Linked DNA regions of Mus musculus: all the other regions are linked to region 4. The links are chromatin loops, found by intact Hi-C in ENCODE. Cell type or tissue: gastrocnemius. All regions are shown on one strand. Region 1 has its middle 42 kb from the start of Gm38404. Region 2 has its middle 58 kb from the start of Gm52919. Region 3 has its middle 4.6 kb from the start of Gm52919. Region 4 holds the start of Ccnd2 (cyclin D2).

What was found. Peaks named below come from ENCODE experiments on the same cell type or tissue, not always from the same donor. Only the 100,000 strongest peaks of a DNase experiment are listed, where the experiment ranks them.
Region 1: a loop joins it to region 4, with 2.4 times the contacts of the local background. A loop is called at or near these places in 25 of 42 quality-filtered maps.
Region 2: it touches region 4 in a loop (4-fold over the local background); 19 of 42 quality-filtered maps call a loop at or near these places.
Region 3: it touches region 4 in a loop (3-fold over the local background); 13 of 42 quality-filtered maps call a loop at or near these places.

The regions. Positions count from the first base shown.
Region 1 is chr6:127,262,081-127,270,080 of GRCm38, reverse strand. No RefSeq gene overlaps it. Among named protein-coding and RNA genes, the nearest start is that of Gm38404, 42 kb to the left of the region's middle. In gastrocnemius, a CTCF peak has its summit at 3,075 (motif pointing left); DNase peaks (open chromatin) are centred at 3,085, 3,779 and 5,606; H3K4me3 peaks cover 769 bases; H3K27ac peaks cover 575 bases.
Region 2 is chr6:127,374,879-127,382,878 of GRCm38, reverse strand. No RefSeq gene overlaps it. Among named protein-coding and RNA genes, the nearest start is that of Gm52919, 58 kb to the right of the region's middle. In gastrocnemius, a CTCF peak has its summit at 3,195 (motif pointing right); DNase peaks (open chromatin) are centred at 3,193, 7,054 and 7,923.
Region 3 is chr6:127,321,715-127,329,714 of GRCm38, reverse strand. No RefSeq gene overlaps it. Among named protein-coding and RNA genes, the nearest start is that of Gm52919, 4.6 kb to the right of the region's middle. In gastrocnemius, a CTCF peak has its summit at 4,527 (motif pointing left); DNase peaks (open chromatin) are centred at 4,538, 4,788 and 5,021; H3K4me3 peaks cover 76 bases; H3K27ac peaks cover 505 bases.
Region 4 is chr6:127,143,357-127,151,356 of GRCm38, reverse strand. It overlaps Ccnd2 (cyclin D2), which reads left to right and starts at 309. Exons shown (of 5, transcript NM_009829.3): 1 at 309-775; 2 at 2,478-2,693; 3 at 5,175-5,334. The coding sequence starts at 584. It overlaps 9330179D12Rik (RIKEN cDNA 9330179D12 gene), which reads right to left and starts at 1,968. Exons shown (of 3, transcript NR_040274.1): 1 at 1,794-1,968. In gastrocnemius, a CTCF peak has its summit at 3,491 (motif pointing left); DNase peaks (open chromatin) are centred at 4,093, 4,722, 5,198, 7,346 and 8 more places; H3K4me3 peaks cover 3,447 bases; H3K27ac peaks cover 3,320 bases.

The DNA.
Region 1 (8,000 bases), 120 kb before region 4:
GCCATCACCGCATAGACAGGGAGGAAAGGAGCTGGAGTCAGCTGTAACCATTCTGCTTCTCAGTCTCTTTCCACAGTGTCCTCCTCCAAGACTCTTTCCACCCCGTTCCTCCTCACCCACCCCTGTTTCTTAACTCCCCCAAGGCTCAAGACCTCAGGGTAGCAGACAGCTAGTCTTTACAGTAGCCGGAGCGCTCACACTGAGGGACGGGTGCAACCTGGATCAGCTTCCCCTCAGCAAGCAAGTCTACCAGGCATCCAGTGTTCCTGCATGTCCACAGGAGACAGTGTGGCTAGGTCATACAGGCTCATCCAGGGGCACAGAGGGTTTCTAGTGGCAAGTAAGCGTGTGGTAATGGCCTTTTCTACTTCCTGATGAGCACACAGTAAGAGATTCTTTTGAGTAGGAGGTCCTGTCCTTTCTGCCATTCTGCTAATTGGAGACTCAGTGTTCCCGGGTCTTGAGAGAACAGTCAGTGGCACGGAGCACATATGCTGTTATAGAGGATCCAGGTACTCAGGGGAGGGAAAGGGGAACTTCAGGAATTATCCTGGGAGCTTCAGGGTTATCAAGTGTCTTGGCTCACTAGCCCTCATGCTCACAGCTCAGTCTCTGCACAGCTCTTAATGCCTTAGGAGGACATATTTTCACTCATTTGGAATGACCACATTTTGAGTTGTGAAGAATAGCTACTGTTAGGACTGCCTGGCAGGAATTCTAACTTTATTGTGATTTAAAATGTGACTGGCTACTTTTAACACACAAAGAAAAGCTACACTCAAACACAGGCGCGTCTTTGCAGAGAGGCACCAGGGTGTGGTAAATTCTTGGACTTTGCAGCTTGCATTGAGAGCTGCATTCATCTCTCCTAGGTGTGGCCTCGGGCAAGCTGGCTCCCGACTCAGAGCTTCAGGTCCCTGAGTCTTTAAACAAGAAATGGTAGAACCAAGTAAACAGAATGGGGACTTTGCCCCAACCATGGGCCACAGTGTTGGTCCCTGCAACATGGCAACCACAGCCTGAAAACAAGGTGAGAACAACTGATGGCAGGTAGCCACTAGCCTGTCTAAGTCTTTCTTGGGACATTTAAATTTGATACTGTCTGTGAGGTGCCCCAGGAACTCAAACAGAGAGAGAACCAAGGATAAAACAGACAGGATCAGCAAGAGAAACTCTGGAAAGCAGCTCCACACAGCCATAGCTGCCATCTTGCAGCTAGGAGAATCCTCTAGCTGCGAGTGAAGGAGCACAAACATGGGGAGGCACTTCTGCAGGATGGGTAGGCTCAGAGCATTCCTAGGGTCCCTTCTACTGCTGTGCCCTCCAGGCTCTCAAAAGGCATGCTGGGAGTTCTGCCATCCTAGACCTTCCTAGCCAATTCTTTTGCGAATGAGGTCCTAGTGTCTAGCATCAATAGACAAGAACAGAAGAGTGCCTTTATCCATAGGGAGGGCTTTACCCAAATGGACTTAATAAAGCTGAATTCCCAGTTCTACCGATTGCACCCGCAGGAACTTGGAATAACTGTGTGGTCTCCAAGGGGTTGGCTCCTCAAAGGGAGCTGTAATGTCTCCTGTGCAAACTATGGGCTGGTGGGGTGGTGATGGAAGTTGGTGAAATGAGACAGACTAAGGCACCAGAACCCGTAACCTGAAGCAGAGGGGAGGGGTACCCTTCTAGAACACCATAAACCAATAGCATTTGCATCACAACGGTCCTGTTCCTCCTCTGTCTGTCTGTCTGTCTGTCTGTCTGTCTGTCTGTCTGTCACAGAGCACTTCTTCCCTCTCTCACTCTGAGAGGTGGAGAGAACAGAGTATGGAATGAGGCTGGAAAAGAGGGAAGTGAATGGATTCCAGTCATCATTGGGCCCGGGGGATGAGGCAAGCTGAATATGACTCAGTTCAAAAGAGAATCCCAGCTGGCATGATGGCTCACAATGACAGCTCTGGAACTCAGGAGGCTGAGGTAGAAGGCTCATGAGTCCAAGACTCTACAAAGGGAGACCCTGAAAAGGAAGGAAAGGAGGAAGGGAGGTAGGGTAGGAGAAAAGGAGGGGGAGAGATAGAGAGGAGGAGGAGGAATGAAGAAAGGAGAGGAGAGGGGAGAAGGAAAAGGAGGGGACAGGTCCATCAACCTCTCCTGACCCCGCCCCCGACCCCGCCCCCCAGCAGTGGTTTCTGTTCCTAGCATCTTTGTACTGAAGATGGGCCCGTGGACAAGGATGGCTCCAGCATCAATACATTCCTAGAAGGACAGTGTCGTGATCACCGTTCCTTTGCTATGAATCACATGGCCAAGCAAAGACCCTGATACTTCCAAGTCCATTCACAGGAAGGCAGTGCCCCAGCTCTCTGCCCCAGTTCTCTGCCCCAGCCTTTGGGAAGACTCCTGGTCTGAAAGTAGGGAAGAATTCTAGAGGTCTTTTCAGCCATGCCCCTGCCTCCTGGAATGTCTACAACTCATCTGATGTGAAGCCCAGGGAGTCTGTGTAACAAACTAAGCATTCAGGAGGGGACAAGAACCTGGTGGCCTTTTCATTTTCCACTACAAGGGGCTACAGAAGAGAAGGCAGGGAAAGGAGAAAAAAACCTCTCCCTACCAGTCTCTTCTTCTTCCTTTGTTTCCAAGTCAGGGGTCATGTCTGCCCTACCTGTCACTGTCTTCATCCTGTGAGGACTGTCATCCTGACAGACTCTGTATTCCCCGAGGAGGCAAGCCTCTAGGCACACCTGGGAGGGATTTCCTAGATTGGGCTAGCCTCATGCTCTGTGAGCCACTCTCTTCATTAGATTGAGGTGGGAAGACTCACCCTGAATATGGGTGTCACCGTCCCCTGGCCTGGGTCCTGGGCTGAATAAAAAGGAGATATCAAGCCAAACACAACGTTCATCTGGCTTCCTGCTCTCTGACTCTGCCGGTACAATGTGATCAGTTGCCTCAAGCTTCCGACTCCCCTGCCCTGATGGATTGCACCCTGCAACTGTGAGCCAAAGTCTTTCCTTCCTTCCTTAAATTGCTTTTGTCGGGGTATTTTGTCATAGCAGCAGAACGGTAACTAGCACGCCCCCTACTGGCCACAAATCTATAACACCCACCGCTGCTGGAAGCCATCATTCTCTCTCAATAGTGGCAACTGCTCTGCTGGCGGCCAGCATCACTCTGCCTTAGAAACCGAATCTTTCACTTTGGGCCATTCAGTGTTTGCAGTAACTCCGCTCTGGGAGTGTTTTATGATTGTCCCTTCAACAAGCAGAAAACTGCGGACCAGCAAAATAAGACAAAGCCCTCCAGCTTGCTTTCCCACTACATAGACATACAGGCACCCCTTGGAATGATTTCCACAGGGAAATTTCGAGGAACCCAGGCACCCTCTGCTACCTCCTGATGAACAGGAGGGGCACACTGGCAGGCCACAGCACAGTGAACTGCCCCAACACCCCATGGGAAGGGCCGTGAGGTGTTCCCTCCAGAATGTTGACTGTCATTTCCCCTGGCTTAATTGCAAGGCAGGCATTAACGGACCCAGAGAGTCAGCGTCCTTCACAGTCGCCTGCAGAAGCGCTGGAATTTCTGAGCTTCCTCAGAGATGAGCAAGGTCCTGGGGAAAAGGGCTGGGGAGGGGGGGAGGCGCGGGGAGTCCAGGGGCCAGTGCCCCTCAGGTCGGTATTCCGGAAACATCCCGGTCACTTTGGATTCGGCAGCGCAGGAAGGAAGGTTCTTGTTAGCGCCCAGTTTCCTGTGGGCAGGAGGATGATCTCAAACAGCTCCCAGCGCCTGGGCCGGCAGCCAGCTGTCTTGGATGGTCAGAAGGTGAAATTTGAATGCTGGTGAATGGGAGAGCGGAAGTTCAGCAAGACTGAGCTGAGCCCCATTCATGAAAAAGATCTAGTCTCACTTCCTTATTGCCAGGAGTCGTGTGTGTGTGTGTGTGTGTGTGTGTGTGTGTGTGTGTGTGTGTGTGTGTGTGTGTGTGTGTGTTGTCTGCTCATGGGAGAGCGAACAACTACTTTCTGTCTCATTTCTTCCCCAGACTCCCACTCTTCCTTTTTTTTTTTTTTTTCCTGTCTCAAAATACGAAGCTTATCCTCAGGAAACTGCCAAAAAATGTGTAGCTGGTCTGTGGTTTGCCAAAAAAACGAAAGAAAAAAAAAAGATAAATTCATGCAAAAAGCAGCATCCCACTTCCCCAAGCCTGCGAGCTCTCCCTTCTCTGAGTCTGTCTCTGTCTGTCTTTCAGTCTCTCCACTCTCTGTGTCTCTGTCTTTCTCTTCTCTTCTCTTCTCTTCTCCTTCTCCTTCTCCTTCTCCTTCTCCTTCTCCTTCTCCTTCTCCTTCTCCTTCTCCTTCTCCTTCTCCTTCTCCTTCTTCTTCTCTCTCTCTCTCTCTCTCTCTCTCTCTCTCTCTCTCTCTCTCTCTCTCTCTCTCTCTCTTCCTCTCCTTGTGGTCCTCTATTCCAGCCCCTCCTAGCTTAGAGTGGTAAAATTAACCCCTAGGGGGTGCTGGACTGTGAACTACGGTAAAGGCTGACCCCAGGGAACCATTCTGAAGCTAAACATGGGCTTTCTCTGGGTAAAAGTTCATGGCCATACAAGGCTCTGGGAGGCCCACCGTGAGCAGCCAAGCACCCAGTCAGCCACACTTACTCCCAGAATCACTGGAACCTTGCAGCCATTTGGGTAAGAGCATGATGACCCCAAAGTCCTCGAAAGGGCGAGAGAGAGAGAGAGAGAGAGAGAGAGAGAGAGAGAGAGAGAGAGAGAGAAACAGAGAGAGGGCGATGTGAAACTCCCATACTTGTCTCTTGGGTCTCAGTCAAGAAATGCTTAGTGAGCATCCCTAACTTCACAGCAACGTTGGAGGTGGTGCACCTGCCACCACCGTTGAGGGCACTTCTTGGGCATAGCAGGTGGAAGGGCACTACGGTACTTTCCCCACCTGTAGCCAACGTTCTTTGTTGTTGACACCCCAAGAAACCTCAGTCTTGTTGATCCTGTGCCTTTATGACAATTCTCACTCATGACAACCTCTCAGGGAGTGTGGAAAGGGATGCTATGAGTACTAATATCTTCAGTCCACTGGTGACCCAACGCCGTTTAGATGTCAGGGATTTCTAGACTCCTATCTTTTGTGTTGTTCAAGTAGTACTGACAACTTCAAGAGCTACTGTGACGATCTGGAGAAATGGCTCAGCTGGTAATGCTTCTTGTGCAAGCATGAGGACTCGAATTCCCATCCCCAACACCCAACATAGAAATGGGGTGAGATGTCGGTGACCCCTGTGTTAGAGGGCAGGGTAGAGACAGGTGGATGCTGAGGCTTGGTGGCCAGCCAGCCCAGGTGAATCAGTGAGCTCCAGGCTCAGGGGCAGAAGTTGTCTCAAAAAAATAAGGAGCAGAAACTATTATTCCTGACAACCTACTGTGGACTTCAGGCTTCCGTGCATGGATTGGATGGACGTGCACTTGTGTGCACAGACAGACAGACACTGATGGACAGATACACACACACACGGGAGCAGGGGTAGAAAGAGAGCTATATTTATCTTTTCCCATCTGGAGTTATTCTTCACCATGTTGAACAGAAGGGGGGAGGGGAGAGGTGGTGCCATCTGTCAAGTTCCCTGCCAAGGGGCTCCTCCAGGAAACATGCCACCCCACCTCAGTGCCCCTGGTTTTCCTTGACCCTGGCTCTGGCCATGCAATACACATCCATTAGGGTGTGTCTTACGATTTCAGGAGGACAACAAACCCCAGGTGAAGCTGTAAGGAGTAGGGAATCTCACCAGCCTTCACTTCCTCCCTCCCCCATTCCCCACCTCCCCAAGCTGCCCACCAACAGTGAAAAAGAGGAAACATCTGGCCAGGCTTCAGCTCCCTCACCCTAGTGCCAGGGGAGCTTGTGGGAAGAGATGGCAAAAGATGGAAGGTCTTGCAACCTTGAAATAAACCAACGGTCCAGCTATTGTCCTCCCTCCCCCTACATTAGCTTTCAATAGGAACAGCCCCACCCAGTCACCACATAGCAGGCAGGCTGCTACTTTCTGTTTCAGAACCCTAAGGGATCCTGCCTTAAGTGGGTTCCAGGATGTCTTTACTAAGGTGATGACAGTATTGATGGTCATAGGGCCAGAGTGGAATGACACTGTCATAAAAACATCCCTCCCCCATCTACCCCAATCACCTTTAGCCTCTAACAATCGCTCTCACAAATCACTCTATAATCTTCATAATAGGCCCTGCCTCACTGCGGGTCTTATCTACTTTGGACACACAAAGCACCTTAGCCCAGGTAATACCACTGCTCGGTGGCAGAAATCAAAATCAAGCCCTCCCAACTCCACAGTTCATCCACTCAGCTTGTAAGTCAAGCTTGTAAGTCAAGCTACAAACTCCCTGAGTGCACCTGAGTCCTCGCCCACCTTGACCATGACCTAGATAACCACCTCCAGCTTACCATAACACTCACCCTCCTCTTTCAATCATTCATTTCAATCATTTGTTCATGTACTAAGTACAAAGTCACTTACAACATGTTAAGCATATGCTATCCATTGAGGAAAAAGAGAATTATTTATTTGTTTGGGCTTTGGTGTTGTTTTGAGTCTGAGACTCCACGTGTATCTCAGGCTGGCTTTGAACTCTCGGCCCTCCTGCTTCCACCTACTTTACCTGGCCTGCCTGAGAACGAAATAGATTAAATACTGAACTGGCTTCTCTTGACCTCTGCTGTCCAGATCTTTGGGTAACCGGTAAGTACCAAGTAGAGCATCCTAGTGGCCCAGAGAGAGAGCCATGGAGCGAGGCTCAATCTTGCGGTGGTAGGGGAACCCTAGCAGATCTTCAGTGATGTCTGGTAACCATCTTCAGCCAAACGATGAGAAGGAGTGGACATTTGGTGCCAGAGAAGACAGCACATCCAACACACCAAGGAAAGCAGGCCACTTTTGGGGAAGCCTCTGTGGCTGGAGGCAGGGCATTGCAAAGGCATACTGGGGACTTCTGAGGAGGTGCTCTGGATGACCCAGAGGATTAGCCTTGACCCAGTAGACCAGGGAGAGGTGACTGGTCAGGAGGCATCAGGAGATCACCTTTGAAGGAGCTAAGGGAGAAAGGTGTGTGGGCACACGTCTGAGGCTGCTGATGTCATTGACTCAGTAGTGAGGAAGACAGAAGTATGGATGACAGTGACTTTCCAGGGTTTGATGTTAGCAAAGGTGTGAACCCCGGCTGTCTCTTCCACAGCTCTGAGCCTTGCTGTCTTGGGTGTAAAATGGGAATCATATTGCTTACCCGAGGGGTAATTGTAAGAATGTAATGGATGGGATGTGCCAAGGATCTTACATTCTAGGAGCACGGTGATGCAGCATTTGGTAGGCAGAGGTAGATTGCACGTCGGCAGCTTACCTAGGCTACATAGTGAGACCTTATCTCTAAAAACCAATGGTTGCGGGGGGGGGGGGTGAGGTTAGAGGTGGGGTCCTCATTGGCAGTGTTTGCTTAGCAGGTGCAAGGCTCTGGCTCTATATCTTGTCGATGATGGTTGGTCAGTTTGAAATGGCCAGCAAACACCCAAATCCCAGCTTAGCCTGCTCCTGTGGAGCCTGGCTGACTGTGCTAGCTTTTAGCTGATTGAAAGACAGCTGCCAATGCATTGAGTATAACAGGCCCCCTCTCCACTCTTTCTTATGTATTTACTTATTTATTTTTATTTCATGTGCATTAGTGTTCTGCCTGCATGTGTATCTGTGTTAAGGCATTGGATCCTCTGGAGCTGGAGTTACAGACAGTTGTGAGTTGCCATGTGGGTGCTGGGAACTGAACCCAGGTCCTCTGAAATAACATCTGGTGCTCCTAACTTCTGAGCTGTCTCTCCAGCCCTCTTCATTTCTAGAAGAACCCCTGGAGCCATGCCTACACTGTCACTGTCACTATGTGAAAAGTGCTGAGGGCAAGGTGCATCTAAGTCTCTAGCTCTGTGCCAGAACCCTGCATGATTCTA
Region 2 (8,000 bases), 230 kb before region 4:
CTGACCTGAGCAACTGTTCCATACCTGAGGTCTTTCAACATGAGTGTGTGACCTGGCCTGGAGGCAATGGCACAGGGGTCTTGGAGAGAACAGAGCCAGAAGGATGAACCTATACCCCTAATCTGACACCTCCCTGGCTTTTCACAGAATGTCAGCAGGATGTAGTTTCCTACCTTGTGGCCCAATCTGGCCTGCCTGAACTGGCTTCTGGGAGGGCAAGTATCTGCCTCTAAGCCACTCAAAGGTAACACCTGCCCTGCCTCCATTGGTTGGAAACTTTGACTCACTGGTGACCTGGTTTTGAACTAGTGACCTGGAGGTGAATGGCTCCATATCTCATTACTAATTCCCCATAGCCAACTGCTTCTTCCCCCGCATCAGAAGCAAAGAGATCTGCTAAGGGCAAAGACAGAAGTCCAGCCAGGGCCTCTGAACCCATCAGTAGAGCACCTGCCCCAGCTTTAGCTTTGCCATCTGGCCTCCTGACATACCCTCAACCTTTAATCCAGCTTGGCCGAACAGGTTTTGGAAGAGGCCAAGGTCACCAGAGGGCTGACCCCCACAGATGGATTCAGAGATTCCACCCATGGTCCATTTTAGACATGAATTCTCAGGATCCACGTGTGCACCCCTCCTCAACAGAGAACGTAAGCCGGAGGATCTAGACCTCAGGCAGGTGGGATCTAAGTAAATCTAGAAATTGTAACACATACACACACTGACACACACATACACAGAGACACATAGACAGAGACACACACACAGAGAGACACACACAGACACACTGACACACACACACATACACAGAGACACACAGACACACACACAGATACACATACAGAGACAGACACACACACACAGACAGACACACACACACAGATACACACACACACACTGACACACACACATACACAGAGACACATAGACAGAGACACACACAGACACACTGACACACACACATACACAGAGACACATAGAGACACACACACAGAGACACACACAGACACACTGACACACACACACATACACAGAGACATACACAAAGAGACACACACACAGAGCCACATACACACACAGACACACACACATACACAGAGGCACACACACATACACAGACACACAGACACACACACTGTAGCTTGATTCTCCCTTTTCTCTACTCTGCCTCCTTCTGAACCCTGGTTTTCTTGATGTCTAATCTTGTGTCCTGGTACGCCTCTCCCTCAAGAGACAATTACCACACCTCTGAGATTTCTGTTTAGCTGATACATCTACCCAAGAATCAGGACAAATACTGGGAGGAAATAGATATTTAGCAACACTCCATGAGCTGTGTTCTCTCTCCCTTTCCTAGCTAGGAATGGTCAAAATGTGCCTATCCAAAAGTGCAGCATGCTAAGTCCCAGAACCACCAGCAAAGCCTAAATCTTAGATAAAACCTGGCCTTTCTGAGCCACAAACCCCAAGAAAAACAGACTGGAGCTGTTGGAGGGTGTGTGGCAATAGTTATAACACCAATAAACTGAATTTGGACTTTGAGTTTGGGGATTTGGTCTCTGGGGATTGAAGCGGCCCTTGTACACACAGCAATAGGCAAGGACTCCACAGCCACAGACACTAAAGTCTTACTCTATGGAGTCCAAGTACTCTATGCCAGGTATTACTACCTCAAGTTGGCATGGAAGATGTTTCCTTTCCAAAGAAATGGCCTTATAGCACAGGGTGTGAACATGGCTCGTCTTAGCAGTTTCACCTCATGTGTGTTTCTATGTATGAGTACCTCACTTTTGCACACAAATAGTCTTTTTTGGACCACTTCCCCCTTGATCCCTTGAATTCCTCCAAGATGGAGGACCCCCCACCATGCATTACACTTGCTCATCAATGATCAAATGTCATCTGTGTGTCAAGAGCCTGAAGAGCTAACCTTCACTTCATGTCTCTTTGGGTTTGGTGCAGAATTAATAGCAATGAGTTCGAGTAAGACAAGATACATGGGGGCACAGAAATCTGGCACAAACATTAAAAATCAGAGTTTACTGCCAGTCATAATGGTATCCAACTGTAAATCTGACTATTCTACTGACTGAGACAGGAGAGTCAAAAGTTCTAGACCTGCCTGGACAACTCAGCAACTTCAAGAACAACCCGGGCAACTTAATGAGAGCTTGTTTCAAAACAAAAATAAGAAATGAGTACTAGGCACAGTGACACACATCTGTAATTCCACATTTGGGAGGCTGAGGCAGAAGAATTGCCATGAGTTTGACATCAGCCTAGATTATAGAATAAGACCCTCCCTCAAAAAAAAGACATTAGAATAAAAATGGGAAAACTGAGAGATGTATTACTGTGGCAGAACACTTGCCCAGCATGTACAAAGCTTTAGGTCTAATATCCAGCACCAGTTTTTCAATTTTTACCAAAATGGCCCACTAAGGAGTGATATCCTGGTGGAGGTGGTGGTGGTGGTGGTGGTGGTGGTGGTGGTGATGGTGGTGGTGGTGGTGGTGGTGGTGATGGTGGTGGTGGTGGTGGTGGTGGTGATGGTGGTGGTGGTGAGGGGTGGTGGTGGTGATGGTGGTGGTGGTGGTGGTGGTGGTGGTGGTGGTGGTGATGGTGGTGGTAGTGGTGGTGGTGATGGTGGTGGTGGTGGTGGTGGTGGTGGTGGTGGTGGTGGTGGTGAGGGGTGTCTAAAAGCTCAAGTTTGAGGCTAGCTTAGATGGTTTATCCATCACAGCAGGCTTTGCCCTCCTGAGCTAGTGACTTTACCTTCTGGAGCCTCAAAGTCCCCATCTTTAAAATGAGGGATAACCACAGTATCTACTCTCAAGGGAGTTTGTTTTAAAGTGAAGTGTGTGGCATGGCATCTGGCATGTCATAAATACTCATGAAGCACTGTGATCAAAATTAGGACCAGGTCCCCTGCACAGTCCTCAGTGGAATGACTTTCAGTATGTGAACATTCTCCACTGGCAGCCAGGATACTTCAAGATATGGAAACAGCATCAGTGGGCAGTCACCAAGCCCAGTCACCCTTGTGTCTTGAGTGAGTGTGGGTAGCCTGGTCAGAGGAGGAAAGCCCATGGGGAGTGAGGCAGGACACGTGGGAAGAAGAGAGGCTCTGTTCAGCTGCCACTTGGTGTAGACTTGAGGAGTGGAGACTTTGTGACAGTTGGGACGCCATTTTGACCACTAGAGGTCAGTGGAACGTTTTCTAAGCCCAGCAGGTCCTTGGAGGAAAGGTACCAACTGTAGAAAGAATAGTCTGCTGCATCTGCCCCAACTGTGTCCCTTGGAGGATCCAAGTTCGTTTTGCTTTGTTCAGGAACCCAAGTTATCCACACTCCTCTGGACCCTTCTCTTAGGTGATAGCATTTTCAAGGCAACGCTCTAGGCTAGTGATAAGGAGACGCCCCTTTTCCCCAAAGCAGGCTGACTTTGATGTTCAAGACTATTCAAGATCCTTTTTTGTTTGTAATAAATATTAACATCCTTAAGTTCTACTAACTTGCAGCTCCCCATCTCCCAGTGTCCTGTGGTTTAAGCCTCTATACCCACCTCTGCTCCTTCTCATCACACACAGATCTGAGAGACTTTCCCCAGTTTTCCAAGGTCCACACTGAGCACCATAGCAGAATTCTATACCTTTACAGATATTTCACACCATTTCCTAGACACCGCTTTGTCTTTGTGGCTCATCTTCTAAACCAAGAGCATCTTTAGATCTTGCATTATGAGTCTTTCAGTTTTTGTGGCCAGAGTCCCTGATCCACGTGGGATGTTAAAAGTGACATATTTGCTGAGCAAGCAGAAGAGGGAATGGGTGAATGCATACAGCCATTATTCCAACTCTTTATATAGCTTTCATCACCAACAGCTGAGCTCACTGGCCCAGGCTGGTAAATGGAAACTTCTGAGCATAGTAAAAGAGTTCTCCCAGGGCAAGCCAGTCTAGCCTCTGCCTTGGGCCTAGATGTGCCCCATTATCTCTGGACACCAAGACTTGCCCAAGGCTGATTATGCTGTCCTCTTTGCAGGCCCATGATGTGACTGCATTTTTCTAACTTCCCTTGTTGTGGATTTCTCTAAAGACTTGAAGAAATGTAAAGAGACACGCTTTATCTTAGTGTTGTAGAGCATATGGATCCATGACCTTTGAACCAAGACTGAATGTTACCAGCTCCATATTGGACCAAACAAGGTAGATAAATCAAGAAAGGCTTTGATCCCCAATACTACTGTGTGGGGTGCCAGGCTGGGTTCCTCACACGAGAGCTGTGCAGTTTGGATAATGAGGCCAACAGTGACAATAACAGGCAGCTACCCAAGAGAGTGTGTGGCTTCTGGAGCAGAGATCAGGAGAATGTGGGCGGAGATTCAGCATTAGCCGCTTTGCAGGGACTGAGTGTTGAGGCAGGACATCTCAGCAGGCGTCTCAGCAAACGGTCAGGTCAGCTCCTTGGACAAGAACTAGCTTCCCTTCGTTTCTCTCTGAAAGTTCAGCAACGTTTCCACAGAATATTCACCATGAGGCGTCATCCAGCCAGTCCTGTCTGAGCCAGGAATGAGTAAATGGTATCCTTTCCTATCTTCTCAAAAGGACAGTCCTGGAATTCCTTAGTTCCAGGTTGACTCACAGTTCACAAGAACCCTTTTGATACCAAGGAATCAGATTTTCTTTTGGGGGGAGGGGGTCTTCTTTTCATTAAACAATCTAAGAATGAACTCAAGCAGAAGCTCAAAGACAATGTTATAGGATGTTAAAAGAAAAACTTCCAGGGAAGGCAAATCTGTAAATCTAGACAGCTCTCTGGAGAAGGAGAATCGAGAGGAGAAAGAAAGAGCCATGCCTTTTAAACTGTCACACACATGGCAAATGAGAGTCCACAAGGCGGGAAGGGAGAGTTGAGAGAAAAAAGTAAGGAAGCCTGGAAGGTCGGGGAAACCCAACGTGAACGGAGAGCGTGCTTAGGACAGAGACAGAAGGGGGAGGGGAGAAGCTTTCTGAGGAACTCAGAAAAGCAGGAAGACTTACACAGCCGCGGGACCATGGGGAATCGAGGAGGGAAAACTAGTATATCAGTGAAGGACTAATCCTTCTGCCTAACCCTTAAGCATGGCTTAGTTAGGGTGAACCTGCTTTGCGGGCAGGGGATGCGGGGTCAGGGGTGAGGAGGGGTCGGTTAACCATGTAATTGACCAGCCAGGCAGTAGTGTTCGGTCTCCACCCAGGACATACTGTTGACTCCTTTTTTTTTTAAAGATTTATTTATTTACTTATTTATTATATGTAAGTACACTGTAGCTGTCTTCAGAAACCCCAGAAGAAGGCATCAGATCTCATTACAGATGGTTGTGAGCCACCATGTGGTTGCTGGGATTTGAACTCAGGACCTCTGGAAGAGCAGTCAGTGCTCTTAACCGCTGAGCCATTCTCCAGCCCCATACTGTTGACTCTTGTCCAGAAGGGTTGTCTTTCTACTCTAACACATGTTTTTTGTTTTTTTTTTTAAATTGTGGGTGTGAGAGAGACAGACAGACACAGAGACAGAAATACACATACACACACATACACACACACACGCACACACGCACACACACACTAAGAGAGAGAGAGAGAAAGAGAGAGAGAGAGAGAGAGATATCAAGTTTATCAGTCTCCATTTTCCCTTGAACAGGGTCTCTTGTTCACCCTGCGTGTGCCTGGACCAGGAGCTTCAGGAGTGCCCATCTCTGCCCTCCATCTTGCCTTAGGACCAACTGGGACTCCCAACACACGGATGACATTGTCCACCTTTCCATGGGTTCTGGGGATCCAAATATCAAGTCCTTACACTCACAAGGCAGGAACTTTACTCATCACCCCATCCCCCAAGCCCACCTTGCACAATTCATTATACCATCTTCATGAATCTTTCCAACATCTTCCATGAGGTAGGTTATTGGTACCCTACCATGCCAGCAAAATCCCTGCAGTTCAGAGAGGCTCTGTAACTGGTCCAATATCATTCTATTATTGCTAATGAAACCTGAACCCAGAGGGTGTGACTGCAGAGAGCATGTGTACCCGGTCTCCCATCAGGCATGTTCGAGGGGTACGAACACACGATAGTAGGCACATGAGGGGAGAGACAGGCAGTTACTTCCTTTGTGTATGGACTTGAAAAAATGTTCTACACTGAAACAAGTATCCTGTGTCATATAGCAACCATTTTTATTAAACCTTACATCCAGAGCCAGCAAGCTGTCTCAGCATGTAAGAACACTTGCTGCAAAGCCCGATGACCTGAGTTTGATCCCGGAAACCAGCATGGTGGAAGGAGAGAACGCACTCCTCTCCTGAAGATGTCTTTTGACCTTCACATCAGGCATCTCCAAGGCTGGGACATAGCTCGATGAGGAAACACTTGCCTAGCATGCAAAAGGCCTTGACACCTCCAGCATGCCCAAATAAAATGAGACACTCAATATTTCTTTTCCTTACCAAAATGAGGGCTGGAGGACTAGAATGTAGATGCATGGGTGGCCACTGGTCATCCTCTTCAATCACTGGTGCACACATGTATTTCCTGTGCACACAGCCCTATCTAGGGGTTCTCAGGGCCCTGCTCTGCGATCTGACTCCCAGTGATGTGGTCTGACAGCGTGGAAGGCAAGCTCATCCAGGCCTCCCAGTACCTGCCTAATCTCCGCCACGGATGTAGCCTTTGCCCTGGCATTCAGTGTTGACAAGGAAAGAATGTGCGTTGCCTTTCTTCCCAGGCTCTACCTGGGTGTGGTGGCCTCCTCTGTCACTAGAAGGCTTCTGTAAATAAAGCCTGCTTAATCTCCTTAGCCTGGGGGTTGTGTCAGCGGACAGGAAGGCAGCTCGTGCCTTAGATTCCCCAAATTGTTGGAGGCTCTGGGTGAGCCTCATCACATCCCTTTGGCAGAAAGGCCTGCGTTGGCTTGTCCATACATCTGGGCATGCTCCGTGAGGCTGTTTCACCACACAGAGGGGGCTTGAGCAAATACCCTGAATGCCAGGCAACTGGGTAGCATCCAGGCTGTGACATCTCATTTCCTTCCGCCTGGCAGTTCCCCAGGGCTCTCAAATGAAGTCCTGTGGGGCTCCACACAATATGGCTTATAGCCAGAGCTGTTTGTGGGGGAGTAGAGTGTCTGAGCTTGCACAACTAACAGATAACTCACAGAAAACACCACAGAAGAGCAGCCATGCCCAGTTTCTTACAAGGATTCCATATACTTAGCAGCACCATGAAGAACAAACAAACAAACCCGACAGCAAAATGTCACCTTGCTTCCATTTATTTGCCAGCCTTTGTAACCCAAGTCATTTAGGCTTTCTTCCTTTCTAGATGTTTCTATCACCATGGCTAAAAGCAACTTGGGAAGGGAAGGGTTCATTTCAGCTTACAGTTTATAGTCAGGCTGAAGGGGGAGGCAAGGCAGAACCTGGAAGGCAGGAGCTGACGCAGAAGTCACAGAGGGATGCTGCTTACTGGCTTGATCCCCATGGCTCGGTCAGCTTGCTTTCTTATACACCCAAGACCACCAGCCCAGGGATGGCACCATCCACAGTGATCTGTGACCCCCCCCCAATGTCAATAACTAATCAAGAAAATGCCCCCACAGACTTGCCTATAGGCCAATCTGATGGAGGCATTTTCTCAATTGGTGTGCCTCTTCCCTAACACATTGTACCAATGAGGGGGAAAAAATAAGCTAAGAAGACGTGCATACTTCCCAAGTCAGCTGGAGGAAGAAGACTTCACTATGAGTTAGAGCACTTCCTCCTTTGATCTGTGTGCCAGTGCTATCAATGGCAGAAATCGGAGTGCCTCGTTGTGCTTTGCTGTACAGCCAAGTAGAGAACTACTAAATCTCCTGGGAGCTCCCCTCACTTAAAATGCCAGAGGCTAGTTTGGCAGGGATCCCGGCAGAGGAAGCTGTTGGCCTCTTCGGTCCTTTGAGATCCCTATCTCCAACTTGCCATC
Region 3 (8,000 bases), 180 kb before region 4:
CGAAGCATCCTTCCAGTTCTATTTGTGCCCCTCGGGAAGCCCACGAGCTTGGGGTTCACACAGCCCGGTTTCTCACTACACAACTGCGGAGAGACGCCACGTGTCATCTCAGAGACATCCAGCAGCCGGGTGTGAAGGGGGTGGGGGCCACCAAAAAAAAAAAAAAAAAAGGCTAAAGGCTGAAGGAAATAAGCAGGCACTTGAGGATTTACGTGTAATTTGGTTTTAAATGAACATCTTGTGCAGAAGAAGAGGCAATTTGGCACCTGCTGCTGGTGAGTTAATAGCTTAGGCACTTGGTAACGGCCACAATACTGCGAAGAGACCATTAGTGGATGTGGCATGTGGCAGAGCGTTATGGGCAGGGCTGCTAGCTTGGGAAGCCTCCCTCGGAAGACAAGGCAGGCGGCAGTGCTTTGCCTGCTTTAGGGGGCTTTAGTGGAGCCCTTAAAGCCTTGCATTTCATGGGAGCACAGGGTGCTTCTCTGTGTTACCAGCGTGGTTTGCCATAAAAAGCTCTGTTCTCTGCTGCTCATCGGCTGTGACCATGGGCAGGTCACTAGCCTGCCTTGGTCTCCTCTTCCCTAGCTGTAAAGATGTGTTAATCCCATTGCCTTCCTAACATCCCCTGACCTCCCCAAGCCCTGATCTCCATGATTAAATATATACACCATTACTTTAGAACTGCTGAACACCGGGGCTCTTTAGGCAGTTATTTATGTTGAAGTTTTTGTTTGTTTGCTTGTTACAATATTTATTTGTTTGTTTATTTATTTGAGATGCTGCTTATGGCAGCCAGAAGACAACTTTCTCTCTTTCCATCCTGTGATTTCTGGAACTGGAACTCAGGTCATCAGACTAGGTAGCCAGTGCCTTTACCACCCCCACTTCCCAAGTCATCTTTGCCAGCCCTTCAGCATTATTTTTAAGTAGATGGTGGTAACAAATTGTTCATCCCATTCTACAGATGGATAGAAATTGGGTGTCTGCTGCCCATCAGCTGAGACTGCCACAGAGCACTTGTTTGGTAACAAGGTTTCCATGTCGGCCTGGGAATCAGTATTGTTTCCTTCATTTCTTCACATTGGAGCTTGCCCTGCCTTGGCCCCCTCAGCTGGCCACCATTCCCCACCCCACCCCCATCTTCATGTCTCCACCTCAGCTAGCTCCTTCCAACATCCTCTGAGTCAAATGGATTGTGCTGCACCTTGGACAAGCTTGTAGACCTTGGTAAAGAAAATGAAGCCAAACCAGACGGGACAATTTCTTTCTCACCCCTTCAGATCTCCCTGCTTCTGTGAGGCATTTATTGAGGTAGGAGGAAAGGAACAAGCTGAAGGAAAGAAAGGGCCATAATCACAAAGGAAAGGGTTTTTTTTTTTTTAATTCCTTCTGCTGGGGAATTGGTTCAGTTGGACCCCGAGGAGGTCCTCAGCACCCTGGTAAAAAGCTAGCATTTGTAATTGCAGCACTAGGGAAGCTGAGACAGGAGGATGCCCAGAACTTGCTGGCCACCTTGACTAACCAAATCAATAAACTCCAGTTCAGTTCCTTGACTCAAAGAAAAAAAAATGAGATGGAAGAGAGCAATCGAGGAAGATGCCCAACATCAGTCGACCTTTGACCTCTGCATTCATCTACATGTTTTCATGCGCACTCACTCTCTTGTCTCTCCCTGTCTCTGTCTCATTCTCTCTCACACATGAGCAGGGCCATGCAGTCATTTTGTGCTACATTAAAAAAAAAGAAAGAAAGAAAGAAAGAAAGAAAGAAAGAAAGAAAGAAAGAAAGAAAGAAAGAAAGAATTCCTGAAGACCATGGAAACATAATGAAGTTTGGTTCTGCTGGGGCGCACAAAACAGCTCTCGGAGGGACCACATCTGCAATGCCCCACAAGGAAGGAAAGAGGTTTTCTGTTGCATGTGTAGGCTAGGAGGAACGACATGCACAGTAGTCAGGTGCCGGACGTGTCAACAGCTCAGTTGATTGGCCGAACTGAAGCTGCATGGGATGGTTGGTTGTGATAAAGATGTTGGAGCTCGTTCCTAGGGAGTGGAGAGCAGCTTGAATTGTTGGGGGAGATCAGCAGTGAAGAACATTGCCTTTCAGACTTCGGGTTTCAGAGTGAGAGTCATTAACACTGAAAGATGGAATAGGTGACCATAGAATGGAACAGAAGACCTCAAAGTACATGCATGCATATGCTTCACAAAATACATGTGCTTGTATGATTGTGCGTGTTCTAGATCATGATACAAAATGCATTTGCTGGAGTCTTGCCTAAAAATTGTCGGAAGCCTTTGCATATCTTTCAGGCTGAATCAGGAAGGATGGGTAGAGAGGAAACTATAGGAGGGTCATGCAAACAAGGCAGGGGACTTGGTCTCCTCCAGTGTCTGCGGCAGCCCCACACAGCCCTAGAGCGATCTGTGACACTGTAAGTTAAATATGATAGTCGTTTCCTACTAACCTGGCAGAACATAATGCTATTACTGTGGTCCAAATGTTAGGGTAGTGTGCTCATGGACTGCTAAGCATCATCCTGATGGATATGGGAGTAGCCATCCCTGCAGGTTGAGTACAGAGAGCCTTACATTCAAAGCCCAGAAAAAGGCTATTGTGTAACCTCTTATGACCAGTGTTGCCAGTGCCCTAACAGAGTTACCTCTAGGGGAGCTTTAGGGAAAACTGCAGATACTTCTTGCTCCAATGCAAACACAACTCTCCTGCTGGCTTCAGAAAAACTGGAGAGTGTCTGGCTACCACCTGCCCAGCCACATCCCTGGTGATTTAAAACTGTCTTTAAGAGTTTCCATTTGCCTTTCCTGGTAGCTTTAAATGCAACTGAAGCCTGTTTACTTGTCAGGCATAAGATGTTTGATTGGGGTTAGGTAAAGTCCTGGGGGGCTGGGGGGAGTGGCATGAGTTCCACCAGGGGAAGATTTCTTACAGTGAAGGAGTGTGTGCAGGTTGAAGAAAGGACATGGACAAGGTAGAGAAGAGAGAACACTTAGGCTCCAAAGAAAGGCGATGTGGGACAACATGGTTCAGATTGCTTCATTTGTAAGGTAACTGACACGTTTGATTCACATTGAGCACACCCACATTCTCCTTGCCTATCTATGCCCACACCCAGCCCCATGTATATAGTACAGATAGCTCCCAGTTCAGTTTACATAACCAGGGGCACAGCCTACAGCTACACCCCCAGAGCAAACATACCCACGCCTGCTCTTTGGACTCCACGGAAGTATACATCCTTCCTATAGGGGCTGGGATTTCTCCAGTTCTTTTGATTTTGACTGGTTCCTTGCCCATAAGATAAAGAGCAACTCACACAGTGAATAACGCTGTGTGGCAAAGCCCTGAGCTAGGCATCGTGCAGAGTCAACAAATTCTGATAATATTATCACTGTTTGTAGCTAAGACCTTGAGACAAGGATATGCATGTCCAAGTTCCTGTAGACTGTGATGCCACGCTCCATCTCTAAGACACCCCACTTTCTCCAGTTCCCCTCAGGAGCTGCTTTCCAGGAGAGCTTGGCATACCATCTGTGCCTCCTCCCATTCTGTCTCATGAACATCCTGGTCCATCTACTGCAGAAACCCGGGCTAGATCTTCCCTTAAGCGTCCCACTCACCATTTCTGTCTGGACTGGAGATGTGAGCTGACTCATTTCTCCATGCATTTTTTCGAGACTGTACTTCTTCAGTCACTCATACAATGTCAAGTTTTACTACTGTTTCCCCCAGGAGACTCATTTCTACTTGTTGGGGTGAGGTTGAAGATTTCAAATCTGTCTTCCTGCAGATGTTTCAAGGCAGGCCTGACAGCATCCTTAATCCTCTTGTCTCCAGACTGAGCATGCTCAGTTTGGTATTTGGGTTGGTACTACCAGTCATATTAGTGTCATTTGTAAGTCACATGTGAGTGAAGGGCAGAACTGTGAGCATTGGCTATTTGCCAACTCAACCCCCTTCAACATTAGCGAGTTTCATATTCAACCTGTGAGCTGAAAACGCTTCCGTTTTACAAAAGGAGAAAAAAAGAAAAAAGAAACTTGTGAGGTGTAGAGCTTAGGCCAAGGTTAGAATGAGCAGAAATGGTACATTAACCTTTTATCAGACAGACATATTCTGTTCTCCTGGAATGTCACCAGGGCGTTGACAATAGTGAACCTAAGGTACAGGCATGTCATCTCTAATAAAACATGATTTTATCTCTACGGTCTCTTGTCTTGTTTGCTAGAAACATCTCCCTCTCCCATCTCCCTCTCCCTCTCCTTTCCCTGATTGTATATAGACTGTAAGAACATAGGGCAGCTTTCCCATTTTAGAAAGGGAAACAGAGCAAAGAGGTTGATGGCGTCTGTGTATATTCACCCAGGGTCACAGCATTACAAGTCGAGATAGACTATCAGAATCCCCACAAAGGCAAAGACTGCTGATCTTACAGGTTTATGCATGGGGTGGAAAATATGGAATCATTTGTCTCTTTTCCATAATATTTTTGGAATACAGGAGCCCTCTGGTGGCCAAAACAGTAGCAGGAAGGTGTCCTTGGGAACTTAAGTTCTCCAGAGTTGATGATCAGCCTGAGGATGAGCCGAGCCTTCCTGCAGGGCTTCCCTTCCCCACCCAACCTCTTTCTTCCCATGAAGGCGCCATGAGTTTTGAAGACTCCATGCGTTTTGAAGACTCCTTGTTTTGTCTTTGCTGGATTTCCCCTCTGTGCCTTCCCCTCCATCCCCAGCTGGCCCTCCTGTTTCCCCTGAGATCTCTCCTTCTCATCATCTTTGGCCTCAGGCAACCCTCCCTGAAATGGAGCCAGGTCCTTTGTGGCAGATGCTGAGTGACAGCTTCAGCAGCTGCTTCAGTCGTGTGGAATTCAGACCCCCTTTTGGGTGTTTAGAAGCTGTGGATGGGTTAAGCAATGATGCCTGTTGATAAGCAAGCAAGGGCAGCATCTTGCTAGACTATGGTCTCCCAGAATCCAGCTTGTGGAAAAAAACATGAGCTCCTACACATTACCTCGTTCCTGGGGTTGGCCCCGTGCCCAGATGGGGCTCCTTTAGGTTTCTGGGGGTATCCTTACATTGCACAGATGCCTGCTTACATCTTTATAATCTGCAAAGAATGTTTTGTCTTCTGTAAGGTCATGCCACACAACAATCAGCAGCAAATAAAGATGTACACACTAGCCATTGCAAATCTTCGTCATTGAGAAAGGACCCATCGGTCCAGAGGCAGAAGGCCACTGTGGTCCAGAAGCCGCTGGTGTATCAGTAGACTGCAGTGAATCAAACAAGGGAGGCAAGCCAAGATGGGTCAAGGACGAGGGGCAGACATTTTGGCTAAGATTTTAGATATGAATACCTTGGCTTCAAGTATAAGAAGCTAACGGGGCAATATCACACTTAGACTGCACTTTGGACCATTGAGAAAAAGGCATTCTATAAAATGAACGGGTGACTTTATTACATTATAGTGCTGAACAATTAGTGGCCTAATCACTGAGTGCTCTGGTGAAATCACCTGGGGGGCAATCAGAACAGCTTTCCCAGGATCCTGAGTATGTTGTAAAAGTGGAGGAGCAATGTTCATGGAGAGGGTGGCCAGATTCCATTGGGTGTTCCTCTGTAAATGTGGTCCAACGTATAGGGCCCAATGCACTAGAGGACTTTGACAGTGGTAGCAAAATACAGTTGGGTTTCCGTTTCCATTATTGCCCCCAAAAGATGCCTTTGATGGAGCTGGGTGGAGTTTTTCTTTTTGAGACAAGGTCTCACTGCATGGTTTTGGCTATGCTGGGGATTGCTATGTAGATCACATTGGCCTCAAACTCACAGAGCTGCATCTGTCTCTGCATTCAGCAGACTGGGATGAAAAGCATATGCCACCATGCCCAGGCCAGATTTCACACTTGGGGAGAGGACAGTGTAGCTGCATGTGCTTGGAGACCTACAGGTGGGGTGTGTGTGTGTATGTGTGTGTGTGTGGCCTTTGAGGATGCCCACAAGTGGAAGTCAGAGAACAACTTTGTGGATCTGTTTCTCTTGCCACATTTAAGTAGGTTGTGGGAATCAAACTCAGGTCCTCAGACTTGGCAGCAAGTGCCTTTACCGGTTGAGTTATCTTATAGGGCCTGGGTTTTTACTCTTTATCACACTAAGAAACCACATATACCTAGACTCTAGTCTCCCATGTCACTTACGGCATTCTCTGTAGCTTTATCATTCTACCAAGAACCCTCATGGTAGATGTTTTGGACCCCATGACAGAGCTGCATGCCCCATTACTTCCATAACGATGCCCTCCTCCAAAATCACTGTAAGAGCCCTTGCCTGTGGGTCCCTGAGTGCTCAGCAAGACCTTGGCCTTGAAAGCAGATGAGTGTATGCTTGTGTGTGCATGTGTGTGCATGTGCATGCATGTGCGAGTGAAGACAGGAGAATCTGTGTGTGGGTTTGTTATCCCAGCCTCTGCTTGGAGGAAATCTGATGGCACTTCAGGAGTGAGAGGCACCACGAAGAAGTTAAGGGCCTTCTCTGGGATGCATTCTCTACCTCTCCTCACAAGGCATTATGGGAAACTCACCATGCCCCTGGACCTGGAGGAGGAAAACAGGCAGCTGCACACTTCGTCTTTTGCTCAAAACTCAAGGTTGAGCAGAACTGTGAAGACCTGTTGGAAACTGGTCCTCACTTCGTGAGGATTGGGAGACTCTTCTCACAAAGCTCTTCTGTGAAGATGACTATGACAACATGGAGAAAAGGCTGGGAAACTGGGCACCAAGTAGAGCTTTCTGTGAAAGGTTAAGATTCCTCAGCTGTTACAAGCATCAGCGGAAAGAAGCAGCTGGCCAATCTCGGCTTTCCTCTCACAGATGTTTTAAGTGGGTCATAACTCCCTGTCTGTTCTCTGGTCCCATAGTGTTTCTAGTGCATACAGCTTAGTATGCCAGCACCTTTTCTCCTAACCAAGCGGGAGCATCGCTTTGCTAGAGGTTGCCAGTGTAGGCTTTGGAGGCAGGAGACTGGTTGAGTCTTTAACTGAGATAACTGCTAGAGAGGCTGCCTGGGCTTGATTGACGTGGAGTTATCAATGGAAAGCGGCTCACGTTGTTTCTGATAACCAAGGCCCAGCATAAAGGAGTTATCTTTGCCAGACCTGCAAGGTGGGAAGTCTTGGCAACAGCTCTGGGCGAAACCAGGAACAAGATGACGCCAAGTGCTGGTTTCTCATGAGGGGGTGCATATCAGAGGAGCATGGCCTTTGGGTGGTGTTTGGCATAAAATGGAAAGAACTGTGTCCTACTCAGAGGAATGTGGAAAGGATGGAGGAGGTGGTCCTAGTAAGCAGTACGGTGGGGAAGGGAGTTCATGGGGGTTCCATCAACACTGGAGAGACACAGTTGTAGAGTAAAGAAATGCAAATCACCTGAAAGCTCTAGTTCTCCTCCTCCTCCTCCTCCTCCTCCTCCTCCTCCTCCTCTTCTTCTTCTTCTTCTTCTTCTTCTTCCCCTACCCCTTTCCCTGCCCCTTCCCCTTCCTCTTCTTCCTCCTCCTCTTCCTCCTCCTCTTTCTCTCTCTCTCTCTCTCTCTCTCTCTTTCTTTCTTTCTTTCTTTCTTTCTTTCTTTCTTTCTTTCAGGTGTGTTTAACAGACCAGGGCTGGCCCAGCATTGGATAGGAAGGTGTATCTCTACCAATGTAACAATACATTTTTAGGGCCAAAAGGTGAGTCTGGAGTCAAATATACTCAGCACTAGGATCCAAATTCCTAACTATGTCTTATAGCACAAGAGAATGCCCACCTCCTGGTACTCTTAAAAGGAGGTGAGGCACTGCCTATGAAACTCCTAGCCCACAACTTGGCACTGCACAATGAGTACTTGGTAAGATCCATCTCTTTGTCACAGTGACTGTGGAGAACTTGGTGAATGGGGGTTAAACTGTTATGACAGCAGGTGAACAAATATTAAGCAAGCAATTGCCATATG
Region 4 (8,000 bases):
TGTCAGAAAGGATAATCAATAGGAATCCATGGGGTTTGTGGGTTCCCCTATCCGAGGCCCCTAGCATGCGGGGCTGGATGGGGAGAGGGCCTCGGAGAAGTAGGGAGAGGGGTTGGGGGTGGGGAGCGGGGATCGTGTTTGAAGTTTGGTCAGGCCAGCTGCTGTGCTCCTTAATAACAAGAGGGAAGGGGGGGGGGAGAGGGAGGGAAAGATTGAAAGGAGGGGAGGGACGCTAGAGGAGGGGAGGAAAGGGGGAGGAGGAACCTGAGAGGGGGAGGAGATCTAACTGCCCTTCCAGCTTGCGTCACTGCCTGAGCGAGAGAGGAGAGCGAGCTGAGGAGAGCCGGGCAGTTCGGAGGGAAGGACCGGTGCGAGTCAGGCGGCCCTTGAGGCTCCGCTCGCCCACCTTCCACTCTTCTCTCTCTCTCTCCCTCTCTCTCTTTGCCATTTCTTTCCTCTCCCAAATCTCCCATTCAGCCAAAGGAAGGAGGTAAGGGAAGCACTCCCCGACCCCCCCGCACCTCCAAAAAATAATAATAATAAAAAAAATTTACAGTCGGGACCGAGTGGTGGCCGGCTGGCTATGGAGCTGCTGTGCTGCGAGGTGGACCCGGTCCGCAGGGCCGTGCCGGACCGCAACCTGCTGGAAGACCGCGTTCTGCAGAACCTGTTGACCATCGAGGAGCGCTACCTCCCGCAGTGTTCCTATTTCAAGTGCGTGCAGAAGGACATCCAACCGTACATGCGCAGGATGGTGGCCACCTGGATGCTAGAGGTAGGTGTGCGGGCGACGCTCTCAGGGAGAGGCAAGCCCAGCCGCTCCATCCCTACCTCCAACACGCAGAGATCCTAAAAACTGCGGGAGAACTACCCCTGCGCTGGCCTCCCCCGCTCGTGCGCGAGGTAGCCCCGCACCCTTGGGCGAGACGCTAATTCTGTCCCTTGCTAGATTAACTAGTGGAGGAAAACTTGGGTGAGTGAGGATGTCCTCCCCCCCCCGGGGGGTTGGCATCCCGCGCGTGTGCCTGCATGTGGCTTCCTCGTCTTCCCATCTCCATTTCTGACCTGTGGTGTGGAAGCAACCCCGGCTGCCTTCAGTGAGGCCCCAGAGGGTGTTGCGACCTAACAATCCATACCAACATATAAAGAGCCCCCCCCCGCCCCCGACTCTCAGGGTTGGGGCAAACCGTCTGAGCCTTAGGACTCCGCGTTGGCACTTTGGCAGGAGGTGGGGGTGGGGGAGAAACAGGGAATTCAGGAGAGCCCCGGAAGTCATACTGAAAAAAACGTGCGTTTAGGGCAATCTGAAAGAACCGCTGCTTTAGCCTTGCTTGCAATCTTTGCCGAGAGAGCAGGGTGCCCACGTATGCACAGCTCTGGACCTGCCGTGGTTTCGCCATGTTGCTTTGCAAACTCCATTTACAAGGACTGGCAACATTCGCCGGCGCCCCCACCCCCTCTCAGCACCCCATGATCCTGGGCACCCTCTTTCTGATCGTGCCCTCTTCCCCAGCCCTCGGTTCACCAAGGTTACTTACAGTTTGGCTGCTTCTTGAGCGCGCAGATTTGGGTGGGGTAGGAAGCGGGGGAGGAGGTGTGTAGAGCAGGCTAGGGGGCACCCCCAAATGAGAGGTCAGAGTCCCGCATGCCTCCTGGAGGGGGGTTCCCTGGTTTCGTCTCACCCAACCCCCAGCAGGCACAGCCTTCCTAGCTACTGCCCTTGTGGGCCGCAGCCGAACACTCCGCAAGTTTCCCCCACTGAGATCTAGAGCCCCTGGGGTGGAGATACCGACCTTACGGACACCCGAAACCTCTTTTCCAGGGAGCCTGGGACCTCTCTGGGGTTTTCAGGCCCACAGAGCGTTTCTAGGATTTTCCCTCGATTTTTAATAATTTTTTGAAACTGCTCCCCCCTGCTCCGACTCCAACTGCGGCGGCCGGCCGAGGCGCGCTTCCTCCTCCTCCCTCCCCCTCTCTCCTCCACCCACCCACCGAACAGCGGCCCCTGGACCGCCGAGACCACCCTGGACATTTTTTTCAATTGTCGGGAATGGTAGAATAGGATCTGAGGATCCGAACGAGACCAAGAAGTAGACTTTCGGAGCTTCCAGAATATTTTTATTGATTTTTTGAAAAGATGACGAAATCCAAAAAAGAGTGAGTTGGTGTGCTGAGAAGTGAGCCAGAGGGAACGGCAGGCGGCGGCGGCTCTGGGCTTTGCCTTGGGGTTTGTGGAGGTTTTAGTTCATCACCTTTTTCAGCTTTGCGGGAATACCCGAACCCCAGGAGCCCTTCGGATTTACCCCACCGTTCTCATCTCTATTCTTACTATCCTTTCTACTCTCCTCCCCCTCCCCACACACACATAAAAAATTCTTTTTGTTATCTCAGATTATGCTTTTATTTTTCTTTTCCCTCTGTTTCTGATACTAATTTTTCCCTATCCCCCTCGGACCCTACCCCACTCTTGATTGTAGGTCTGTGAGGAACAAAAGTGTGAAGAAGAGGTCTTTCCTCTGGCCATGAATTACCTGGACCGTTTCTTGGCTGGAGTCCCGACTCCTAAGACCCATCTTCAGCTCCTGGGTGCAGTGTGCATGTTCCTAGCTTCCAAGCTGAAAGAGACCATCCCGCTGACTGCGGAAAAGCTGTGCATTTACACCGACAACTCTGTGAAGCCCCAGGAGCTGCTGGTAATGCCGCCCTCCCTGCTCCTGACTCTGCCCTTCCCCATCACACTAAGGCCGCCACACTAACCAAGACTGTAAGAAAAAAAAAAAAGATGTCCTTTAGTAGGAGAGAGCTAGTCTTCCCACATCAGGGAGTGAGCAAAGCTATCAGTGCCTCATGGAAATTCATGAGGGTGAAATTCTGTTGTGTGTGTGGGTGGGGGGGGGGCATAAATAGAATATTCTAGTTAATGATGTTATAATTAAGGTCCAGATTTCCACTGAACCCTGAGAACACGGTCTGATTTCTCACATTCTAGTTTGTGTTGTTTCCCAAGACCCTGGAGGTGTAACAGGTAATGTCTTAAAGACCAATAAAGTCTCATGGACAAACATAGTAGCTGATCACTAAGTACCAACAAAGCACTAAGTATGAACATATTAACTTGGATGCAAAATCAACATCTGCCTTTCTATTGGTGGATCTGAAGCATGAGAGTTCAGCTCCAAAAGGCACAGTGACCTGGATACAGTCCCCAGGGGGTCCTGTCTTGGTTTTCTCCCAACCATCTACCTTTTTTTTTCTCATGCACTTCCCCCTACCCCCATGTTAATGCCACACACTGAAGGTTCTGCAGCTCTCTTTTACAGTGGTTTGCACACCTTGCACTGGTGAAAGAAGACCACCCCCTCTATCGACTCCCTCCCCCTTGCTGCCATTGCCTGGGCCTGCTTAATCTCCTGGGCAAAGACTGGCTTCTTGAACTGAGCCCTTTGTGAGGAGCCGTCCTTTCTGGGTCTGTGCTGCCACCTAGTGGCAGACATGTGCAAGGCTGGGGGAGGAATTGCCTAGAACGCAAAGAGGGGCCTGAATGACTTCACCTTTGAAACACTGCCAGATTTCAGCTGCTTCTGGTTTGGTGTAAGAGGCCCCTAAAGGTGCTTTCTTCTGGAAGATCTGCTTCTTTCAATAATGGTGCCAGAGGACGAGTTTGTGCTCACATTGCCCTGGAAGAAGGAAGGGTTTGGGATTCAAGCCATTTCTGATTTTTACGTAGTTAAGGAATTTTTTTTTTTTTATCCTAACTTCCTGCAAAAAACCCAGGCAGACTTGAAAGCTTGTGGGGAGGAAAAAAAAATAAGATTAGAATTGGAGGCCAGCTTGTCTATTCAAAAAGAAAAAAACAAAACAAAACAAAACATGAAAAAGAATCTTCTATGTGTCTGGTGTGCTGGAGGACTGGAGGTATTTTTCAAGACACCCTAATTTTTCCAGGACCGGCAAAGCTAACTCAATTCTCCAAATAAAGTGTGCCAGCTTCCCATCTCCTCCCATCCATAAGTTATGCACCCTAGAAGAACCTTCCTATTTTACACGTGAGGGGAGCTTGCTCCAGGAAACACCATAGCTGGTCCAGCTGACAGGGGCTTTATAGCCGGTCCCCAAGTTTAGCAGATGGAGCCAGGTGAACTGAAGAGTCAGTCACTGCCCGGCAGTAGTAGCATCCTGCGCTTTTGAATCCTACTGATTGACCAGGATCATTTCCTTTTGTTTGCACCCCCCCCCCCAACGAAACCAAAACAAACAAAAATTGGGACCTTTGCATAATTTCAAGCTAGCCTCAAACTTCTAGCCTTAAAGAGGTAGAATCCCAGACATGCACTTCCAGGTGTGCATCTCTTTGGGGTATTATTATATTTAGTCCAGTTCATTTGAACATTATTCCCCATGTTTATTTTACAAAAGGAGAGGCACAAAGTAGCCTACTAGTGGGGTGCAGTGGAGCCCCCTAAAAGAGACCGTTACAGCCCAGTACATGGGCTGACCCTGTTTAAGCACCTCCACATTGCCCCAAATCATAGTGTGCAAAATGGAGTCACAAGTGACCACCTCAGGCCCTTTAGCCATGAAGACAAAGGCCAGTGAAGATTTAGGTGAAAGGGTGAGTGTCATATCCCAAGACTTCTTCATGGTGTGTCAAAGGGGAAGGTGTTGGCAGCAGAGAGGGAAAATGATACTCTTCCCCCACAAGGAAAGGCCAGCGAACTGGCTGCCAAGGAGTTGGGCCAAGGAGGCTTCTGCTATTCTGCATCTGTAAGCATCATTTTTTTCCATGAGGAGTAAAGAGACTTAGCCAACAAATTCTCACCGCAGCACCACAGTGGCCTTAGCTAGATCTTACTATAGGCCCACCTTTCTGAGTGGGCAGGCAAGAACATTTTGTGGAGTCAGGGGTAGGGGTGAGGTAGGAAGAAAACTAGAGTAAAGGCTGGTCTTGGCAGTAGTTACCTGGCCTCTCATTATTTTCAGTGGAGCCTGACTTTTTTTTAGCCCAAGAAGAGCCAGGAGCAACTTCAAAGCATGAGGGGCACAGTGACAGATGAGGCTGCAGTGGAGCCTTAAGGAGCATCTTCAGAGCTGGCCGGGAACCCAGCCCCCAACCCGGGCCTGGAGTCAGTCTATGGATTCTTAGAGCTCTGCCCTCTTCCTCCCACCCTTTGCAGGAGTGGGAACTGGTAGTGTTGGGTAAGCTGAAGTGGAACCTGGCCGCAGTCACCCCTCACGACTTCATTGAGCACATCCTTCGCAAGCTGCCCCAGCAAAAGGAGAAGCTGTCCCTGATCCGCAAGCATGCGCAGACCTTCATCGCTCTGTGCGCTACCGGTGAGAGGGGGCTCACGGGGCTTCCACGGGGCCATGGGAGGTGGGGTTGGGTGTCTAGGCAAGTCTGAGTAAGCCAGCCTGGAGCCTCGCTCGTGCTTTCTCGGAACTAGAACATTTTCTCTCTCTGCTTCACTCGTAAGTTCTTTATGAGGGCAAGTATGGTAAGGGGAAGGGAGTCGGTGCCTGCTAAAATATTGTTTATGGTGTCTAAAGTGCCCTTTGAAGATTATAGATACTGCTCTCTGGTTGTGTTTAAATCTTTAATCTTTTGAGGAAAAGGACGGCTTGGAGATAAGCCCTAAAGGGAATTTAAGGAAGGTGGGGGCAAATATAGGTTAAAGGACCAACGACAAGATAAACATGGTGCCCGCCCTGATAAGGGGGAAGGAATTCCTTCACCGTGGAGCTGGTTTATTGCCTTCTTGCTGTTTCCTGTTGACAAGGGAGTGAACCTTTAAGCAAAGATCCGTTTATTCTGAGCTCTGGAGAGGATTTTTGATACATAGCTTTATTGGCTTCACACCTGGGTAGAAGACCCTAGCACAACATTTCTCAACCTGTGGGTCGATACATCCCACAGGGCTTACGTATCAGATATCCTGCATATCAGATATCCTGCATATCATATATCTACATAAGAAATCACAAATAGCAAAATTACAGTTACAAAGTAGCAACGGAATGGTTTTATGGTTGGGGGTCACCACGGTATGAGGAACTGTATTAACGGGTCACAGCGTTAGGAAGGTTGAGGTTGAGAAGCGCTGCCCTAGAACCTTGGGAATTCGGGGGCCAAGTGTCAAAAGTTCATCTCCTCAGGGTTAGCAGGTAAAGAAAGAATTGATCATGAGTGGGGTGCAGCTCAATTCATCCAGGGTTGTTGAAATGTGTTGATGTGATAGGGGGTGGGGGGAGGTGGAGTGTAACATTTTAATTCCTTGTAACATTTAATTATGTGTTTGTATAGCTGATGCTATAATGAACAATAGGGCCTGTGCTTTGTTGGAAGTTCAGAGGTCAGGCAGACTTCGTTACTTAGCACTGAGTGACCTCGCTCAGGCTGTTTGACCTCTCTGAAGTTCATCTGGGATCTGCAAAACAGGCCTTTGGATGTATCCTTCCCTAGCCTTGGTGGAGTGGGCAGGGAAACTGACCCACAGAAAAGCAAGCCTGGAGCTTCCTGCGAAAGTTCACTGATGTTGAGAATGGCTCCAGTTAAGGTGGATGCGGAAATGGATACAGCCTCTCACTGGCGTGCCGGATTCCATCTCCCTGTTTTAGAGGGGTGTGTGTGTGTGTGTGTGTGTGTGTGTGTGTGTGTGTGTGTGTGTCACGCACACGCGAGTGCGTGCACGCACTCAGTTTGCGTTGGTCCAGCAGCCCTCGGGGCCCTGCATCAGGCCTTGTAGCACACTTGTGGTGTCCCAGCTCCTTCGTGGAGTCCCCTGCTGTTCCTACAGTCAGGGAAGAGGATGACAATAAGAAGCCCCAGCCTTTGCTACGCTTTGGACAGCACTTTCAGCTCCCTGCTCTTCTCTTGCTGACTGGCCTGGGCTCTAGAGGTCAGTCCCACACTGACCTGCAGTTTTGTTTCCTAGGAACTGTCTCTTTCCTCTTGCAGTGATTCAGGGTGGGGGAAGGGTCAGTCAGCCTTTTCTCTCTGGCCCTAGGACACCTAACCCCCCGGACTCATAAATTCCCACATCACCCAGCTGCCAGTGGCCAGAGTCCTGCTTTGACCTTATCTTTTGACCAACAGGTCTTGGGGGGTGGGGGGAGGCTTTCACTTCTTCCTCCCTGATCTTGCACTGGGGTGGGGGTAGGGCGATAGGTGGAATTACTCGGGCTTGGATGGATTCCTCCAATTCTGTATAGACCACAGGTCCGTTCTGTGTTCTTGGGGATCCCATCCCCCATTCTTGGCCATCTTGTCCAAATCCTTGGGGCAGCTGCCAACTTTGGGGCCCAAATATGGAGCCTGGGATTCAGTGACTAGGGGCAGAGGCCCAGTGGGAGGTAGGGGCAGTCAGAAAGATGGGCCTGTTGGGGGCCTTGACCTAGCTTTAGCCAAAGAGTGGGAAGGGGTCAGAACCATGTGCCAAGTACTGCTCCAGAGGCATGGACTGATGAGAAAGTGGCGGAGGTGCTCAGGCCTCCTGGGGCTGGAATGGGTGGGCCTGACCACAAAGCCCCCATGTCTCTTCTGGTCTGCATTTGGGGTCCTGCATGTGAATAAGCTTTGGAGCCCTGCCGGTATGTGGGTGTGGAAGGGTGGTGGAGGGGAGTGTTGGGGCCAGCAGACAGGCAGTAGGCTGGACAGCCTAAACCCAGAGGCCTGCTGCTCTTGAGGACGTTGAGCTTCTGGGGCCAAGATCTAGCGAACCCAAGTTCACTAGCACCCTTGAATAATAGTAGGCTCAGAGCAACTCAAGGACCAAAGATGGGAGGGTGCTCTTGTGTGCCCCATCACCTCACACCCTCAGTCTCTTAACTCCAGTCCTGAATATTCCACCCTGAACCTGAGGATGGCCCAGGGTTTTGAGGGTTCACAAAGGCGTGGGAAGGGGGCAGTCCCTGAAGAGGTGGTAGGTAGCCAGCCCTGGGGAGACGTTGCTAGTTTAAGGGAAAAGCCAATTGTGAAAGAGCTGGCAGTCCCTCCGAGGGGG